Linked DNA regions of Homo sapiens: region 1 is linked to region 2. Evidence: chromatin loops called from intact Hi-C (ENCODE). Cell type or tissue: PC-3. All regions are shown on one strand. Links, peaks and the distances in the headings refer to the core of each region. The heading gives the core; the rest is flanking DNA. Region 1 overlaps RTKN2 (rhotekin 2). Region 2 has its middle 110 kb from the start of LINC02621.

Region 1 (9,932 bases), core at 1,172-9,171, 62 kb before region 2:
TTGTTTATCTGAAGATGGCTTTATTTTGCCTCATTATTGAAGATATTTCTTAATTCTGCAGTTTTAATTTTTTCTTGTTGAATATTGAACATATAATTCCAACATTTTTGGCTTTTATTATTTTACTATAAATGTTGTAAATCATTTGCCAGTATGTCACCACTATGAGTGTAATCTTTTTATTTATTTTTGCCTTTGGTTTTCTAAAATTTTACCATGGTATAATTAGGTGTAGAGTTTATTTATGCTGCTTGGGGTTTCTTGAGCTTCTTTACATTGTTGATATGTTTCATCAGTTTGGACAAAATCTCTCCTACCTGTTTGAAACTGCCTCTGCTGTTGTGTAGCTTTTGTTCTTTTTGCATGCCTGTTAAACCTATGTTAGTCTTTTTCATTGTATCCTTCGTGTTTCTTACTCTTTATGATGTACTTTTCAACTAACTTACAGATTTTTAGAACATAAGCTATTCATAAATCTGAGATTGCCTATATAAAGAAATTTGCTTTCAAACTTCTAAATTTACAAATCACAAAGTTGATTTCAGATGTATTACTGAAATACATGCTTTTACAGAATTTTCATTTCATTTGCTGCCTGTTTTAGGAAAGATAACTTTTGTTTATTTGTGTTTGCATTTTGGAATTGTATGTATTATGCTCGTGCATTTATTTTTCCCAGATTAAGCCCCTTATTTCTAAAATATAGCAGCTTTAAAATGTATTAATGAAAAAGATTTGAATAGTCTCAGAACATTGTTGTGTACTATTCTATAGTAGAATCTTGGGTAGGTAAATTTAAAACTTTTTGGTTTTACTACAAACCTTTGCTGCCTTGCATGTATATATTAACTATTTTTACAAAAAAAATTCTGGGGTAATTAAAACTTTTTGGTGAATAATAGTTACGGCCAGTAGCTAGCGATTTTGTAGGCACTACCAACAGGGCACAGCCAAAACTTTAAAAATCATTTTTATGTGATCCAGTGTGAACTAAGGGCCATATGTTTGGTTTTTATTTATACTCTGATGTCTAGAATAAATTATTTAATGCTTTCCTCCATATAGATAGGTAGTACACAGGTAGGTATCTTCATTAAAGGACTATCTTAATGTTTTTTGAAGTAACTTTTTTAAACAATGTCAAACTTACAGAAAAGTTGCAAGTTGAATGTCAAGATTTTTTTTTTTTAATTAGAGATGGGTATCGGTATATTACCTAGTCTGGCCTCAAACTCCTGGGTGCAAGCACTCCTCCCACCTTGGCCTCTGGAGTAGCTGGGACTACAGGCAGACACCACCACACTCAGCTTAAATGTCAAGATCTTTTTTTTCTCAAAAAAATTATGACAGCAAGTTGCTTACATGATAGTCTGTACCCCAAAATGTATTAATACATATTTCCTACTATCAGGACATTCAGCTACATCATCATCACTCTTGAAGTCAAGAAATGAATACTAATACATTACCACCATATAATCCTCAGAGTCCATTCAAGATGTTGCCCATTGTCACAATAATGTTCTTTATGGCAGAGGGATACAATGCAGAATCATACATTTCATTTAATTATCATGCTTTTTAATTGTCCTTCAATCTGGGCTACTTCTTCATTCATTGGGCTCTAATGTTCGATGTCAGGCTCCTCTTCCCAGGCATATCTCTTTTACCCTGCTTGCTCAAGACAGAGTCCCAAATCTAGGCTGCGCCCCAGTGTCATCACCCTCTCAGGCCCTTCAGGTGCTGATACCTCCTGCAGGCAGCCCCTGCTACTCACCATTCTCATTCTGCCTGTCTCCATCATCCATTTCTAGCACACCACAGCTCCTTCTCCAGTCCTGGCACAGATGTTCATGTTGGGGGCTCTATCTAATGGCTTATGACTGAATTGTTCAGCAAAAGAAGGGGAGGAGGAAGGGCCAAAAATGTTGATGAAGTTATCTTAAGTTCTCTGAAATAATGTTTTTTGTTTTTGTTTTGCTTTGTTTTTGAGATGGAGTCTTGCTTTGTTGCCCAGGCTGAAGTGCAGTGGTGCAGTCTGAGTTCACTGCAACCTCCGCCTCCTGGGCTCAAGCGATTCTTCGGCCTCAGCCTCCCAAGCAGCTGGGACTACAAGCATGCACCACCATGCCCAGCTAATTTTTGTATTTTTAGTAGAGACAGGGTTTCACCATATTGGCCAGGCTGATCTCAAACTCCTGACCTCAAGTGATCCGCCTGCCTCGGCCTCGCAAAGTGAAATAATGTTTTATTCAGAGGATCACTTTTCTAATTATTATAATGAAAATCAGAACAAAAAGTAGAATTTGACAAACATAAATTACTTTATTAGAATGTTTTTATATTAAATGAGATCACTTATATTCTCTGAACAACTTTCATTGAATAATTAAAATCAAACAAGAGACTAAACAGTTCATTTTTATTCAGGTGATAGCATGCTATAAACTGTCAGTTTAATATTATCCTGTCCTTTCTATTCTCATATTTGATTTTCTCACTTAATATGGCACTGGTATTTGGGTAGGATGAATCTTTACATGAAACTAATTCTAAAATATGTTCTGTACAAAGCAAAACAAAATTGTAAAAAGAGAAAAATCAAAATGTATGATGACCTTAAATAAACTTATATTTATAACTTGATTTTTTTTTTTCTTTCTCCTTTAAATAGAGGAGTCTTCATTTTGGCTTCCCCTGTATGGCAACATGTGCTGCCGACTAGTTGCCCAGCCAGCTTGTATGGCTGAGGATGCATTTGCAGGATTTCTTAATCAGCAGGTTAGAGGACTTTAAATATCCTACAACAATTGTAGCTCTACTTTAAATCTTAATATACAGGCAGTTGTTTCACCTTCTGATATTGAGAAGTATTTTTTAAGTCTTTTTTTAAATGTCAGTTTTCTAAATGTTATCAGATATAAACTGTAGGGGGTGCGGGGTGAAAAGAATGACAAGGTAGGGAGGGATCTACTGCGATGTTGATGGCTAAGGCGCTACCTCTCCATGCTCCTCTGCTTCATTAATAGCAGCAACAGGATAATCAGCAACAGAGGGCTCCGTGTGGAAACTGATGAGGGCTGCTCAACACCTTTCACATAAAGGTCTTTCTGGCAGACAGCGTTTGGCACGGTTTAGGACTCTGAGCTTCCAAAGCTGCCTGCCTCTGTGCCACCTACTGCTGATTTATTTATAACCATAGTTATTTATATTCAGTAAATAATTAATTGTGAACTTCAATGAATCAATAGCTTTTTCTAAAAGATTCCATTAGGAGGAAAGAAAATTTGCATTCTTAAAGGGTAGTTGACATTTTCCGATGCTCTGAGAACAGTAAGGGAAAATAATATTTTGAACATACAGAATTGTTTTTATAATTTTCCTGAGTCATTTGATGAATTGCTATAGAATTCTAAGCACTAATTTTTAATCGACTAGCTTTTCTAAAACACCATTGATCTATGGTTTTATGTGTGTAAAAGTTAGGTGGTAATCGTTGCCTCCATTTCACTTAATGCCTTTAAGAATTCCAAACTTTTCTTCTCTGATATTAACATACTCTTGGATTTGGGGCAATTAACCTTTTGTATATCAAATTAATGGATAATTCCATCACATTTTAAAAATTCTAAATAACTAATTTAACCTTGATAAGTATTTTGATGTATTTAAAGTGATAATAACTTAAAATTGATAGTCTCTTGATTTTTTTTTTTTTTTTTTCAGCAAATGGTAGAAGGTCTGATTAGTTGGAGAAGGTTGTATTGTGTTTTGCGAGGAGGTAAACTCTATTGTTTTTACAGTCCAGAGGAAATTGAAGCTAAAGTGGAACCAGCTTTGGTAGTACCCATTAACAAGGTAAAGGAAATGCTATTTTGAGAAAAAAATATACATCTTAGGAAGTTTGTTTTTGTCTGTGCAGTTTACATTGTTGTTGTCTTATAAATAAAAGAGAAGTACTGGTAAAAACAGGTTACTTCATAAATATGATTTAATCTGTTTCTGTTTTTCTATTAGAGCTTATCTGTTATAAGAAAATGTATATTTCCTAAGAAAACATAGTAATGGACATCTATACCAGTAAATAGGTTTTAAGGCAGAGAATGTAACTCCACATTAGCAGTATATTTAAATTTTTTATGAATTTACTTAAGAGATTAAACATAAATTGTTAGCTCATGTTATTATAGTGATGCTGTTTCTAGTTAGCATTCAAATGAAGCCATAAAAAGACATTCTTGACTATACTTTCTGATTTCTTATGGGATTGATAGGCAATTGTCCAGTCTTCTGACAGAACAGAAAAGCCTGACAGTCCATTTAGAATAGTTGAGTGCTTATACTGCATTTAAAAAGTAGTACCACACTACCTAGAAAATTTGTCAAGTATATATATACTGGTTTGTTACAAAGGAGACTATTGAAATCTAGCTACAATTTTTTCATCTAGAATCCTATAGGAAAACTTCAATATAAGGCAAACTTAGTTTCTTCTACCTCACGGTCTTAAATTTAGCTTTGTCTGTTATTCAAGTCTAGTGTTGATTAGAGGATTTTTCTTTCCTCATTTTTTAGAGCATTCCTACTCTAAAATAATTGCATTTCTAAACCAAAATATCATGGTTTTTGCCTGTGGGCTGCCCCTAATTGTTTCTAGTTGTTCTACTTTGCTTGTCTTTGGTGTAGTTGAAGTGTGTGATAAAACATGAGCCATCACATTTGTTCTCCTTGTCTTTGAAATTATCCTTTAAAGAAGAATGTAAAGTTGTACGTCCTTTTATATAATAGTTGTATTCCTGAAAACGCGTGGGTACCAGTCTACTGATCTATAAAGACTTGAGTTTAGTTTCATGATCTTTTCCAATAATAACATTTTTGTCTGTTTCTATTCCACTTTTAGAAATTACACTGCTTTTTACTTACAGAAAGTCTTTTAGTGAGACCTTTTATTATATAAATTCACCTAATTTAACTGTTTTGTTTAAACTGTTTTGTTTTGACAAATCAAGGACATAATACATCAGTATTATAATGAATCTATTTTGGCTTAGAAAATTAAGTTTTTGAAATATATAATTTTATTAATGAAAAATTGACATGCTTTTTTCATTACTTGCCAACTTTTTATTTTGTTTGGTTTATGCAGTGTTGTATTTCCTGTCGCTTTTTCATACTTTAGTCTTTTGAAAATTTCAGATGGAAAAATTGAAACAGAATAATGAACACCTGTATACCATTCATCTAGACTTTTCAGCTGTTGTTAACATTTTGCCACATTTGCTTTCTTTCTAGTTAAAATTTTTTTCTGAACCATTTTAAAATCAGTTGCAAACAACGTAACATTTCTTCTCTGAATATGTTAGCATATTTCTCCTAAAACCAAGGACACTTTTTCATAACCATAATATTATTGTCATGCTCAAAATGTTTATTGTTGATACAATATTATCTAATATACAGAAGAAATTGCTCTAATTGTCCCCAAAATATCATTTCTAATTTTTATTTAGTGTCTGATCCAGGACCTCATCAAGGATCCTATAGTGCATCTGGTCAGCATTTCCTTTGATTCCTTTCATCTAAATTGTGCCCTTCACCTCCTGCCTTTATTTATTTATGCCTTTCATTACATTGACATTTTTTAAAAGTCCAGGCCAGTTTTCTTCTTAGAATCTCTCCAAATCTATATGTAACTAATTATTTCACTAGATTCAGCTTAAATAATTTTGGTAAAAGTTCTGTGTATATGATTATGTCTACTTTGGCTTTTACTAAATAGCTGAGGAGTAAAAATGAAATCCTACTAATTTTTTTCTTATATTTTATACCATAGAATATTCAGTCATAAAATAAAATGTAATCTAAACAAATGATATTTTTGAAGTCATTAGTTTTATTTGAAGACAGTCTCGAAGGAATTCAACTCGCCATATCTCAGTCCTTTAAGGTAGGCAAAGCAGGGATGACAGCCCTGTTTTACAGGTATATTATTTCTTTTACAAGTGAAGAAATAGTCTCAGAGATCAGATAGAACTTTCCAAACTAGTAAGGAAAATTATATGGCTCACCCTTTTCCTAATGAGTAGGAAAAAATAGATAAAAATTCATGGACTGTTTTTGCTATTTCCTCATAGGCGTACTGCTAGACCAGATTTGGAAGGCAAAATTAGACTTTTTCCTCTCTTCATATCACTGTAAATCAATTTTGAAAGTTAAAAAGTAGCTATAAAATGAGGTTCTGAGCATGAAACCACAGCAGACTTATAGGCGATGGCTTAGGCATGTGTGTGGAAACTTTACGATTTAAATTTAAGAGAACATTTATAATAAAACTGTGTTATTGTAGTCAGTGTGTCTGTATTTTCAGTCTGATGACAAGGATCTAATTCCAGAAAAGTGGTGACAATGTTTATATGGCCTGACTGAATTGACCTATTTTAATTGATTTACTTTTCCTTGTGGTAATAAAGGCTGATGGCCAGGTGACTAATGAGATTTTGTAGTCAATCAGTGGCATTGTAAGATGACTGAAGTCAGCAGACTTGCAAATTCCAGTGTTTCTTCCACAATTGGCCATTACATATCACAGGAAAATTATTAATTTAGTAATTTGTATAGATTTAGCCTTATACTTGAAGACAATGTGAGCTACATTTGACCTTGAGGACTGGTGACTTAATTATCTCTTCCGTTGTACATAACTTCTGTCTAAAGTACAAAAGAGCATTTTAAAATTAGACATAAAATAAGAGTTAAGGTTGGAAAGATATATTTATTATTATTATAGAATATAAATAAATATAATTTAATTGTTAATCTCAAAGATGAAACTGGTGACAAAGTATTCTGTTTTCCTTCTTTGCAATATTGCCATCTTAATTTTCTCCAGTGTTGGTTTCCTGTGTTTTTCTCTTTAGAAGCCTTTTTCTCTTTGTAGTTCTTCTACTTCAGGCTTCCTTTGAATTTTTCCATTCACCTGAAAACTTCCCTCTTAATAGTGAATTCACTGATCTCCTTATTGAAAAAATCAAGCACTATCCCAGTCAAGAAATATATTTGTTACTTCCTAAAACATGACTGTTATATAATTATTTTTCCTTTTAAAGTAATTTTTGTTTTTTCTTAACTTACAAAATGATTCAAATGTACAGAAAAGTTGAAACAAAAAAAACCATACTGATGGCCCATATACATACCACCTAGACTCAGCAGTTAACATTTTGTCATATTTACATTATCTCTTTGATTAAATCTATATTTTTTGATGACCCATTTGAACATAAGACTTTGATATCATGATACTTCATTCCTGAATACTTCAACATGTAACTCCTATTAATAAAAATAGGGACCTTTCATATATATACATAATCATAATACCATTATCACAGCTAAGAAAATTAAAAATAACTCTTATGTCACCTAATATTCAGTCCATATTCAGATTTCCCATTTTCCCAAAATGGCCTTTTAGCTCAGGTCTTCAGTCCAGGATTATTCAGGGATTATGCATCCTCGACAATTCTTCTAATTTGTAAATGAGGTCTAGAGGCTTGATTGTATTTATGTAAAATATTTTTATTAGAATATTTTATGGTCGATCAGACAAGTACGTTATAGAGCCTCCCGTTAGGAGGCTCATGATGTCAGGTTGTCGCCACTACTGGTGATGCCCTCTCTCCAACATAATCTTCCCTCTTTACTATTAGCAAGTAGTCAGTGAGGAGACACTTTGGCACTGTGTGACTGTGTTTGTTTTCTAACAATCTTTCACATAATGGTTTTAGCCACCTGTGATTGTCTTTGCCTAAATCACTTATTACACGGAAGATTCTGGGTGATTTTCTCATACTACTTTCCTTCTACATATGTCCTTCCTTTTGGCATTCTTTTTGTAAAGAAGTTTTTCTTATCAACTAGGGATGAATTACAGTCTCTTGTGAAAAGGCAGGATAAATACTTGGTATCTTAATTGCCAATTTTCAGGGTAAGAAGTTGGTGTCATGTATTGGTATAGCATTGGTATTGGTAATATATATTGGAGTTGATATTACTCCCTCCAGGGGTAGCAGATGAGTGTTATCTTCCTCCCTGCCCTACCTTCACTGTCTCATATAGTGATAAATTAATAGGTTTTTATCTATTCAGTGTTTTAAATTACTTGGTTTTTAAATCTAATGTAGATATTTTGATTGTTTTTCTTACCTTGCAGATTTGTAAGGGAGACATGCTATTAGCGTTTTCTTTTTGGTTTTTTGTTTGTTTGTTTGTTTGAGACAGGGTCTGGCCCTGTCTCTCAGGCTGGAGTGCAATGGTGCCATCACAGCTCACTGCAGCCTCCACCTCCCAGACACAAGGGATCCTCCCACCTTAACCTCCCTAGTAGCTGGGACTACAGGTACGTGCCACCACACCTGGCTAATTTTTGTATTTTTTGTAGAGACAGGGTTTCACCATGTTACCCAGGCTGGTCTCAAACTCCTCGGCTCAAGCAATTCTGCCTGCCTCAGCCTCCCAAAGTGCTGGGATTGCAAGTATGAGCCACCATACCCAGTCTCTTAGTATATTCTTTTTTTTTCCTATTTATTTATTTATTTATTTATTTTTGAGACAGAGTCTTACTCTGTTGCCCAGGCTGGATTGCAGTGGTGCCATCTTGGCTCACTGCAACCTCCACCTCCCAGGTTCCAGCTATTCTCCTGCCTCAGCCTCCTGAGTAGCTGGGATTATAGGCACCTACCACCATGCCCGGCTAATTTTTGAAGTTTTCGCTGTGCCCTGTTGGTAGTGCCTACAAAACAGCTAGCTACTGGCCATAACTATTATTTACCTAAAAGTTTTAATTACCCCATATATATATATTTTTTTTTTAAGTAGAGATGGAGTTTCACCATGTTGCCCAGGGTGGTCTCGAACAATGTATTCTTAAATAAACAAAGGATAAAAACCAGTTTGGTATTTTCTGATACAGCAGGTAAGGATCAAGTAAAACTTTTAAGAATAGTGTTCCTCGGCTGGGTGCGGTAGCTCACGCCTGTAATCCCAGCACTTTGGGAGGTCAGCACGGGCGGATCAGGAGATCAGGAGATCAAGACCATCCTGGATAACAGGGTGAAACCTCATCTCTACTAAAAACACAAAAAATTAGCCAGGCATGGGGGCACACGCCTGTAGTCCCAGTTACTCGGGAGGCTAAGTAAGGCAGGATAATTGCTTGAACTTGGGAGGTGGAGGTTGCAGTGAGCCGAGATTGTGCCACTGCACTCCAGCCTGGGTGACAGAGTGAGACTCCATCTCAAGAAAAAAGAATAGTGTTTCTCTTTTAGTTTTTAGTATATTTCTAATGGTCTCTAAGATCTTTAAGCTTAATAATGTTAAACATTAAATACAAATCAGAGTTTTTTGTCTTTTGATTGTCTTTCTTCTTTTCTCATGAAAATAATTTTCCTTAATGCTACTTAAAAATTATTTGAAAACATAAATTTCACAATTGCTAAGGTATATAAATAATAGTTCTGTTATTTAGATCACAGGATCTGTTCTCAAGCTATAATTCTTGTCCTTCTAAATGGCATTTCTTGTAAGGCTAAGTTAGTTCATTAATTTTCATAGGGAGCCATCTGTGGAAATAGTCACATTAAGGGAAGAAAAGCCTAAGAGCTATTCCCCTCCCATTGTCAATCCAAATTTGAAAGGGTGATTTACTTCAAAGTGATTGCTTCAAATTCAGAAAACTTCACAAGAATGTTCTTGAGCAAGACATTCTCAATAACAGGTACTTAACTGAATTTCCTACACATTATAGAAAGCATTTTGTTAACTAAAGCTTTATCCATTGTCAATATGGTGAGGGGTGTGACGGTTAAAAAAAAGTGTGAGTCTTTGAGATCAAGCCTTTTCTTGTTTTAAATATTATATACATCATTCATTTT
Region 2 (8,669 bases), core at 1-8,000:
TTAAGGCTACAATCAATACCGAGCTAATAGCTCATGAACAAGGATAGTTGGGTACTTACTTCATTAACGTTGCAAATCGATGTCAACCATTTGGGAATAAGTGCAGAGAAATGAGCTCATATATTGGAGGTAATCATAGTTGGGGAACTTGCTGGATAAAAGGAGACTAAGGATTCAGAGTCTGCAAATAGATGAATGTCAGGGAGAAGCCCGATCTGGTTAATTAGTGTTCTGGTTAGCAGAAGGCAAAGCTTTTGTTTCAACCCTTGATGTTGAAATCCTTTGGAAGTACCTTAGCTTCTTTTCCTATACTTGGGATACTAGCAATTTGCATTTATTTCCCCTTCCTGTTTGACTTAAGCCATTCATAGTTCTTCCTCTGCCATTAAAAAAAAAAAGACTATTAATATTTCTTCCATAGTCCGTTGTAACATCCGGCAACCCATCCTAAGGTGCATCTTTTCATTCATCAGGTAGGCCTTCGGAAGGCATTTACTTAGAGAATAATCTCTTTAGGATCAGTATTGGTGGGCACTGGGCATCATCCTTCCTCCCCTGCTCCCCCTCCCCCGCACTGAAACAAATATGTACATAATACAAAGTCAGAATGTATTTTGGAAATAATTTTAAAATTCTATGCCTAATGGAAGGAAAATGATCATATGGAGAATACCCCAAGCACTGTATTGTTGTTGACTTTCCAGTCTAAACAGTACAAATCCAGCACTATGTAATCATACTCATAAATTTCACCACCTCCCTATTGTCATCCAAAGAATTTATTTCCCAGACCTTATTGTCTGAGAATTTATGGACTTCTTTCTTGCCTCATCTCCTTCACCAGAATGTACAACCTGTGGTCTGCACGGACACTCCCATCCTCTGTTTCTACTCTTCTTGTGGAAGCTCATAGCTCCATCCTGTTTGATATTTCTCCCTATCCCTCTGTTCAAATGTGAGCACTCCCAAAACGCGTGGTAACCGTAAAGCCATGTGGAAAAGAAAGACATGGGGACAGGTCTGGGGTCACAGACTCAGTGACAAGCCTGAGTTAGAAGGCTAAGAGGGGATTCTTTTGCCGACCTTATGGATCTGAGACTTGACAACCTTCTACATTTTAGTTGGTCTCTGTATTTTATTAAGAACACATGTTTAGAGCATTCCACTTGGGACTCAAAGAAAAGCACGTATCTCCACAAAGTGGGAAAAGCAGGTAGACCGATGGGGGGAGTTACACCTTATCCTTCAATCTATGAGTATCTCTTTAGTAGAAAAGTAGAAAAGAGGAAGTTTGGAAGCAGGGTAAATGAATAATCACTGGGCTTCTGCTGCTAGTGCCAGGCACTGGGCTGGACGCTTCATCAACATCATGTCATGTAAAGAGCTATTGACTAGGAGTTAGGAAACTAGGATTTAGGAATAACTTTTTGTGGCCTTGAAGAGACATCACTTAACCCTCACTGGGCCTCCATTTTCCCATCTATGAGCGATGTCAGGATCCAACAAGACAATGAGCTTGGCAAGAGATAAATCTCTCTTGGCTGGGTGCGATGGCTCATGTCTTTATCCCTGCAGTTTAGGAGGCCAAGGTGGGTGGATCACCTGAGGTCAGGAGTTTGAGACCAGACTGGCCAACGTGGTGGAACCCCGTCTCTACTAAAAATACAGAAAAATTAGCTGGGTGTGGTGGTGGGTGCCTGTAATCCCAGCTACTTGGGAGGCTGAGGCAGGAAGAATTGCTGGAACCCCAGAGGCAGAGGTTGCAGTGAGCCGAGATCACGCTATTGCACTCCAGCCCTTCAGCCTGGGTGACAGCAAGACTCTGTCTAAAAAACAAACAAACAAACAAAAACAAAAGAAAATCCAGTTAATTTAAAGAGTGCTTACATATATTCAATAATAACGACAATGATAAAAAGATGTTACTTTTTTGTATTGAATTCACCATGATTTTCTTTTCAAAACCAAGTGTTCTCCTTTATGAAGAAGCCATTGGAAGTCCATAATTGTTCAATAGCATCTGCCCTTGCTAATTCCAGAGGAGCTGTAAATTAGGATACACACATGTGGCCAAAGGAAACCATTTCCTTGCCTGTCACCTCGTATGTCAACGATCAGTCAGGAGCTGGCTTTTATGGCCCCCGTAAGAGCCAGGAAATGGGGCACCCTGATGGAGCCGCAGACAGGCCCTGGACGACCCCGCCACTAACTGCACACATTTTGTAAGCTTGCCTGCCAGGAGATGCTTTCTTCACAGAGTTAATATATGAAGTGTTTACTATAGCACTTCATGAAGATTCCCTTCTCCACAAATCCCTCCTCTATGGAGGCCCCTCCCCCTAATTTTAGGAAGAGGGCCTAAGAATGCTCCATACAGGTTGTAAGAAGAAGGTACTTCCCGCATTACAAGTTGCTCCCTGCCATAAGTGTGTAAGAGGCACACATGCACCTGCCTCCAGCAAGTGCAGTAACCACTGGGTCAGTCAGCTTAATCCTCCACTCTCTCCAGCACCCATCAAGGTTTCTCTACCATTCTACATTACAGTCACCAGCAAGCTGTTGATCAGAATTGTGTGCTCTACCCTCTCCTCCCTGGCCAAGTCTCCTTGATGGAGTTATGCTCAGATGTGCCTGGGTAATGCTCCCAGGGGGTCTTTCAAGAAATGTCCATTTGAAACCCACAACTGTATTTGTTCTAAGGATGTTGTTATTTACTGTCTCACAGAAAATCCCTTCATGAAGACCATAAAAAAAGTCTTTGATTCAACATTAGAAAGAGCTAGGCTCTTCCTGAGGCGCTGGCTTCTTGTTATTGCTCCTAATTTTGTTTCTGTGAATACAGCAACTGGCCTTTGCTCTCTTTTCACTGGCTGCTAGAAGACTTTGTAGTTCACCTCTACTCAAAACTGCTCATTAAGGATTTTTAACCACTGACTTTATCCCTGGTTTTATCTTATTTCCCTAACTTCCCATTCCCTTGATCCATTTCATCATTTATTTTTGTTATTTAATAATGTATGGAGCTCTGTACACAACTTTAAAACTTTCTGGAACTGGGTATAGCATAAATACCTAAAAAGCAGAATATCCATTCCAACATGTATTGAGCACCTACTCTATGCCATGCCCTGTGCTTGGTCCTGAGGCCCTTAGATAAAAATAATACAGATCGCTGCTCCTGGGGAGTTTACAACCTGGGTGTGCTGTAGTGCCCTATGGACCTCAGCGACTGGGAACCACTACCAGGCACACTTTGCTCACATTGAACCCTGGATATGCAGGAGCTGAACCATGACAAGGAAGGGCCAGTTCTGACTATGTAGCTTAGTGGTCATTCTTTCTTCCCACACTTCCTGCAATGTACTGGGATTGGTCTTCTGCATGGGGCTATTTGTGTCTATATTTCCTCCAGAATGCTAAATCTGCAGTGCAGTTTATACCCATACATTCCAGGCAAGAGAAAGGTCTCAATTAGTATTCATTGACTGGATGGACAGATGAAGGGATGTTACTTTCTTGCTTAAATACTCCAGTGTAAAAAATCATATTTAGCATAAAATTTAAATTCCTTACATTGGCCTGTAATGAACTACACTATCTGCCATGCACCCCTACCTCTCTGACCTCCTTTGCTTTACTATCAATCTTCCTTTTGTTACTTTCACACCTGTAAGTTTTTGTCCTCGGGATATGACCAGACCAGATCCTTTCTTCATTTAGGTCTCAGCTCAAATGTTAACCATTTTTAAGAGGTTTCATCCACATGAAAGTATTGTCACCACCAGCCCCACCTCCATCACTGTGGATTGAATGTTTCTGCATCTTTGACTTTAGACCATTCATGTTGACTGCTGAATCGCACACAGCCTACTGAAATAACCTGCTGATTGCACAAGGTCAAGTTTATTCCCCAGTGCAGTAAGAGATACGGCTCCTTTGATGGAATCTTAGAAGCATCTTAGAAGGGGGTGGTCAAGGATGGAATATTGATAAGATTTTGAGGAACTAGTTTAGGTGGGTCTTTTAATGTAGAGACTAATTAGAATTGTTCAAAGTTGTGATATAATAGTTTGGGACTGATGAATATAGTGAAGTGAGGTTTTCACACAGCACCTCGACAGGTATGCAAACCCCTTGGGTTGTTCTGAGAAGGGGCCAGCTACTCTGATGAGGACTAGTGAAGAGTCTATTGGTCAGACAAATGCATTTCCAGGAACTTCCTGAAACAAACAATAACATTATTTGCAGCTTCATCATTTTAGGGCTAGCATTTTGTGGAGTTGTGCAATCATGTTAATGCTGAGTCAAATAGTTGGATCATGTTAGGATGTACAGTAAGCTGTGTGCTTATAATGGTTTCAGTTCTCATTCATCACTATAAAATTATTATGTTTATTTAATTACTCTTTTATTATCTGTTTCTTCATTATCACCACATACAAATATAATTTCATGTGTATGTCATTCCTCCTGTTCATTTCTGTGTTGAGTACTTACAATAGGGCCTGACACCAAATGGATGCTGAGTATTTATGAAATTTAAAGTAAAATCACAACTTTGCCTGTATTCAACATCAAAGGTCAGAATGCTACATTATCAACTTCTTGCTGAAGTCCAAACAGCACCTGTTTCTTTCATCGGGAACCTGTACAATGGAAATGTGGATATTGTGTTTGGATTAGAGTGCTCCCAGAGTCTAAAGGAATTTATTCTCTCATTTATAATGAATACTTATTCTCTCATTATAATGAGAGAATATTTTATTCACTTAATCCACAAGCGTTTTATGAACCCCTCCTATGGGTCTAGCATGGTGCTGGATGTTTGCTATATCAAGCATCTGATTGCTAATTGCCATCTGCAAAAATTGAGGGGTCTGAACAAATCTGTTCTTCTCATTCCCCTACATGTCTGAGTTGAAATAACATTGAGCATTTTTAGGCATTAAAAAGACCTGCTCATAAAGAGATGACACATCTCTTTAAGGAAAATGGAAAAACATTCCTTGCTTATGAATAGGAAGAATCAATATCGTTAAAATGGCCATACTGCCGAGAGAAATTTACAGATTCAATGCTATTCCTATCAAACTACCAATGACATTCTTCAAAGAACTAGAAAAAAACTATTTTGAAATTGATATGAAACTAAAAAAGAGCCCAAATAGGCAAGGCAATCCTAAGCAAAAAGAACAAAGCTGGAGGCATCATGTTACCCGACCTCAAACTGTAGTGCAGGGCTACAGTAACCAAAACAGCATGGTACTGGTACGGAAACTGACACACAGACCAATGCAACAGAATAGAGAGCCCAGAAATAAAGCCATACACCTGCAACCATCTGATCTTTGACAAAGCTGACAAAAACAAGCAATGGGGAAAGGACTCCCTATTTAATAAATGATGCTGGGATAACTGGCCAGCCATATGCAGAAGATTGAAACCGGACTCCTTCCTTACACCATATACAAAAATCAACTCAAGGTGGATTAAAGACTTAAATATAAACCCAAAACTATAAAAACTCTGGAATATGGCCTAGGAAATACCATGGTAGACATAGGAACTGGCAAAGATTTCATGATGAAGATGCCAAAAGCAATGGCAACAAAAGCAAAAATTGACAAATGAGATCTAATTAAACAGAAGGCCTGCATAGCAAAAGAAACTATCAACAGATCTGGCAAAATAAACAGACAGTCTACAGAATGAAAGAAAATATTTGTAAATTATGCATTTGACAAAGGTCTAACATCTAGCATCTATAAGGAACTTAAACAAATCTACAAGAAAAAAACAACCCCATTGAAAAGTGGGCAAAGGACATGAACAGACACTTTTCAAAAGAAAACATACATGTAGACAACAAGCATATGGAAAAAAAGCTCCATATCACTGATCATTAGAGAAATGCAATACAAAACCAAAATGAGATACCATCTCACACCAGTCAGAATGGCTATTATTAAAAAGTCAAAAAAAAAAAAAAACCAGATGCTGACAAGGTTGCAGAAAACAGGGAATGCTTACACAATTCTGGTGGGAATGTAAATTAGTTCAGCCATTGTGGAAGGCAGTTTGGTGATTTCTCAGAGAACCCAAAGCAGAGTTACCATTCGACCCAGTGATCTCATTAATTGTGTGTATTAGTCAATTCTTGCCCTGCTACAAAGAGATACCAGAGAGTGGATAATTTATAAAGAAAAGGGGTTTGATTAGTTCATGGTTTCATAGGCTGTACAGGAAGCATGATGCTGGGATCTGCTCAGCTTCTGGGGACACCTCAGGAAACTTGTAATCATGGTCAAAGGCAAAGGGGAAAACCAGTACTTCACATGGCCAGAGCAGGAGGAAGGGGATGGGGGAAGGTGCATACACTTTTAAATGACCAGAACTCAGGAGAACTCACTCTCTATCAGGAGAACAGCACCGAGGGGGAAATCCGCCCCCATGATGCAATCACCTCCCACTGGGCCCCATCTCCAACACTGGGGATTACAATTCAACATGAGATTTGTGTGGGGACACAGATCCAAACCATATCATTGGGTATATAACCAAAGGCATATAAATTGTTCTACCCTAAAGACACATGCATGTATATGTTCATTGCAGCACTATTCACAATAGCAAAGACATGGAATCAACCTAAATGTCCGTCAGTGATAGACTGGATAAAGAAAATACCTATACACCATGAAATACTATGCAGCAACCAAAAAACAGAATGATATCATGTCCTTTGCAGGAACATGGATGGAGCTGGAGTCCATTATCCTTCGCAAACTAACTCTGGAACAGAAAACCAAATACCACATGTTTTCACTTGTAAGTGGGAACTAAATGATGAGAACATATGAACACAGAGAGGAGAAGAACACACACTGGGTCCACTTGAAGGGACAGGGTAGGAGGAGGGAGAGGATCAGAAATAGTAACTATCAGGTAGTATGCTTATTATCTATGTGATGAAATAATATGTACACCAAACCCCCATGACATGAGTTTACCTATATGACAAACATGCACATGTGTCCCGGGAACTTAAAGTAAATTTTAAAAAGACATGCTCATAAAGGATATTTAAAGACATAAGAAAATATGTAACATTAAATATATATAATGATATGTGACATAAAGATATATATAACATATATTCTTAGGTTTAATGCTATATATTATATATAAGAAAATTTGTTATACATTATATGTAAGAAAATATGTTATATATTTTCATATGTAATTTTTTTATTATTTTTTTTTTGAGATGGAGTCTCGCTCTGTCGCCCAGGCTGGAGTGCAGTGGCGCAATCTTGGCTCACTGCAAGCTCCACCTCCTGGGTTCATGCCATTCTCCTGCCTCAGCCTCTCGAGTAGCTGGGACTACAGGTGCCTGCCCACCACGCCCAGCTAATTTTTTGTATTTTTAGTAGAGATGGGGTTTCACGGTGTTAGCCAGGATAGTCTCGATCTCCTGACCTCGTGATCCGCCCGCCTCGGCCTCCTAAAGTGCTGGGATTACAGGTGTGAGCCACCGTGACTGGTCTTTATATATATAATTTTATAGAGGAAAAGAATAACATAAAACTATGTTTGGTGTAATCCAAATTTTATAAATAAATACATGGTTGACAATAAACCTCTGACAGACACACACAGACTGACAAGGAATAGACCAAAATGATAGCAGTGCTTAACAACTCTGGATGGTAAAATTATGCCTGGTTTTTATTTTTATTTTTTATACTTCTCTACTTTTTGACAGTTAGTGTATTTTTTTTAGAATGGTATTTTAAAATGTCACTTTCCTGTTTGAGGGTGGGGAAGGTGGGAGAGTTGCCAGATAAAATACAATGATGCCCTGTTAAAACTGAGTTTCAGATAAACAGTTTTTTTTTAGTATAAGTATTCTCCCAATATCACATAGGACACATTTAAATTAAAAACTATTCATTGTTTATCTAAATTCAGATTAACTAGGTGTCCTGTCTTTTGTTTGTTTGTTTTTGTTTTTCTTTGAGACAGAGTCTTGCTCTGTCGGCCAGGCTGGAGTGCAGTGGCACGATCTCTGCTCACTGCAACCTCCGCCTGCTAGGCTCAAGCAATTCTCCTGCCTCAGCCTCCCAAGTAGCTGGGATTACAGGCGTGTGCCACCATGCCTGGCTAATTTTTGTATTTTTAGTAGAGATGGGGTTTCACCATGTTGACCAGGCTGGTCTGGAACTCCTGACCTCAGGTAATCCGCCCGCGTCAGCCTTCCAAAGTGCTGGGATTACAGGTGTGACCCACCGCACCCGGCCAGTGTCCTGTGTTTTTATTTGCTAAGTCTGGCAAACCGAGACAGAGGGAGAATTCGTCAGAATAAGCTGGGGAACTTTTCAAACCTGTCTTGTGTTCCCCACACCCAACCAGATTCTGATGTGTCTATCCACCCACCTGCCATCACTCAGACTTTGATATCTTCTCCCAGGGGTATCCTAGAAGCTGGGGGCTGAGGGTGGCATTGAAGTGGGGGCTGTGCAGTGAAGCACTCTGGGGTTGAGGAGGCGCCAAGAGTATTTCAGTCACATCTCTCCTGTTTTCCCTGGTAGGACTTAATGCATTTGACACTGCGAGAACAACTCTTTGGGAAGCTGCAGGACGCTCCTGACAATGTTCTGGTTGGTCTG

Evidence for each region. A loop is a pair of places that touch in the nucleus more often than their neighbours do. Peaks named below come from ENCODE experiments on the same cell type or tissue, not always from the same donor. Only the 100,000 strongest peaks of a DNase experiment are listed, where the experiment ranks them.
Region 1: a loop joins it to region 2, with 2.3 times the contacts of the local background. A loop is called at or near these places in 2 of 110 quality-filtered maps.

The regions. Positions count from the first base shown.
Region 1 is chr10:62,211,044-62,220,975 of GRCh38, reverse strand. It overlaps RTKN2 (rhotekin 2), which reads left to right. Exons shown (of 12, transcript NM_145307.4): 8 at 2,675-2,781; 9 at 3,727-3,858. Among named protein-coding and RNA genes, the nearest start is that of LINC02621, 43 kb to the left of the region's middle. In PC-3, for the core only: no CTCF peak of the experiment used is centred there; no DNase peak of the experiment used is centred there.
Region 2 is chr10:62,148,989-62,157,657 of GRCh38, reverse strand. No RefSeq gene overlaps it. Among named protein-coding and RNA genes, the nearest start is that of LINC02621, 110 kb to the left of the region's middle. RefSeq lists an enhancer at 2,443-2,612. In PC-3, for the core only: no CTCF peak of the experiment used is centred there; DNase peaks (open chromatin) are centred at 4,277 and 5,007; H3K4me3 peaks cover 429 bases; H3K27ac peaks cover 1,509 bases.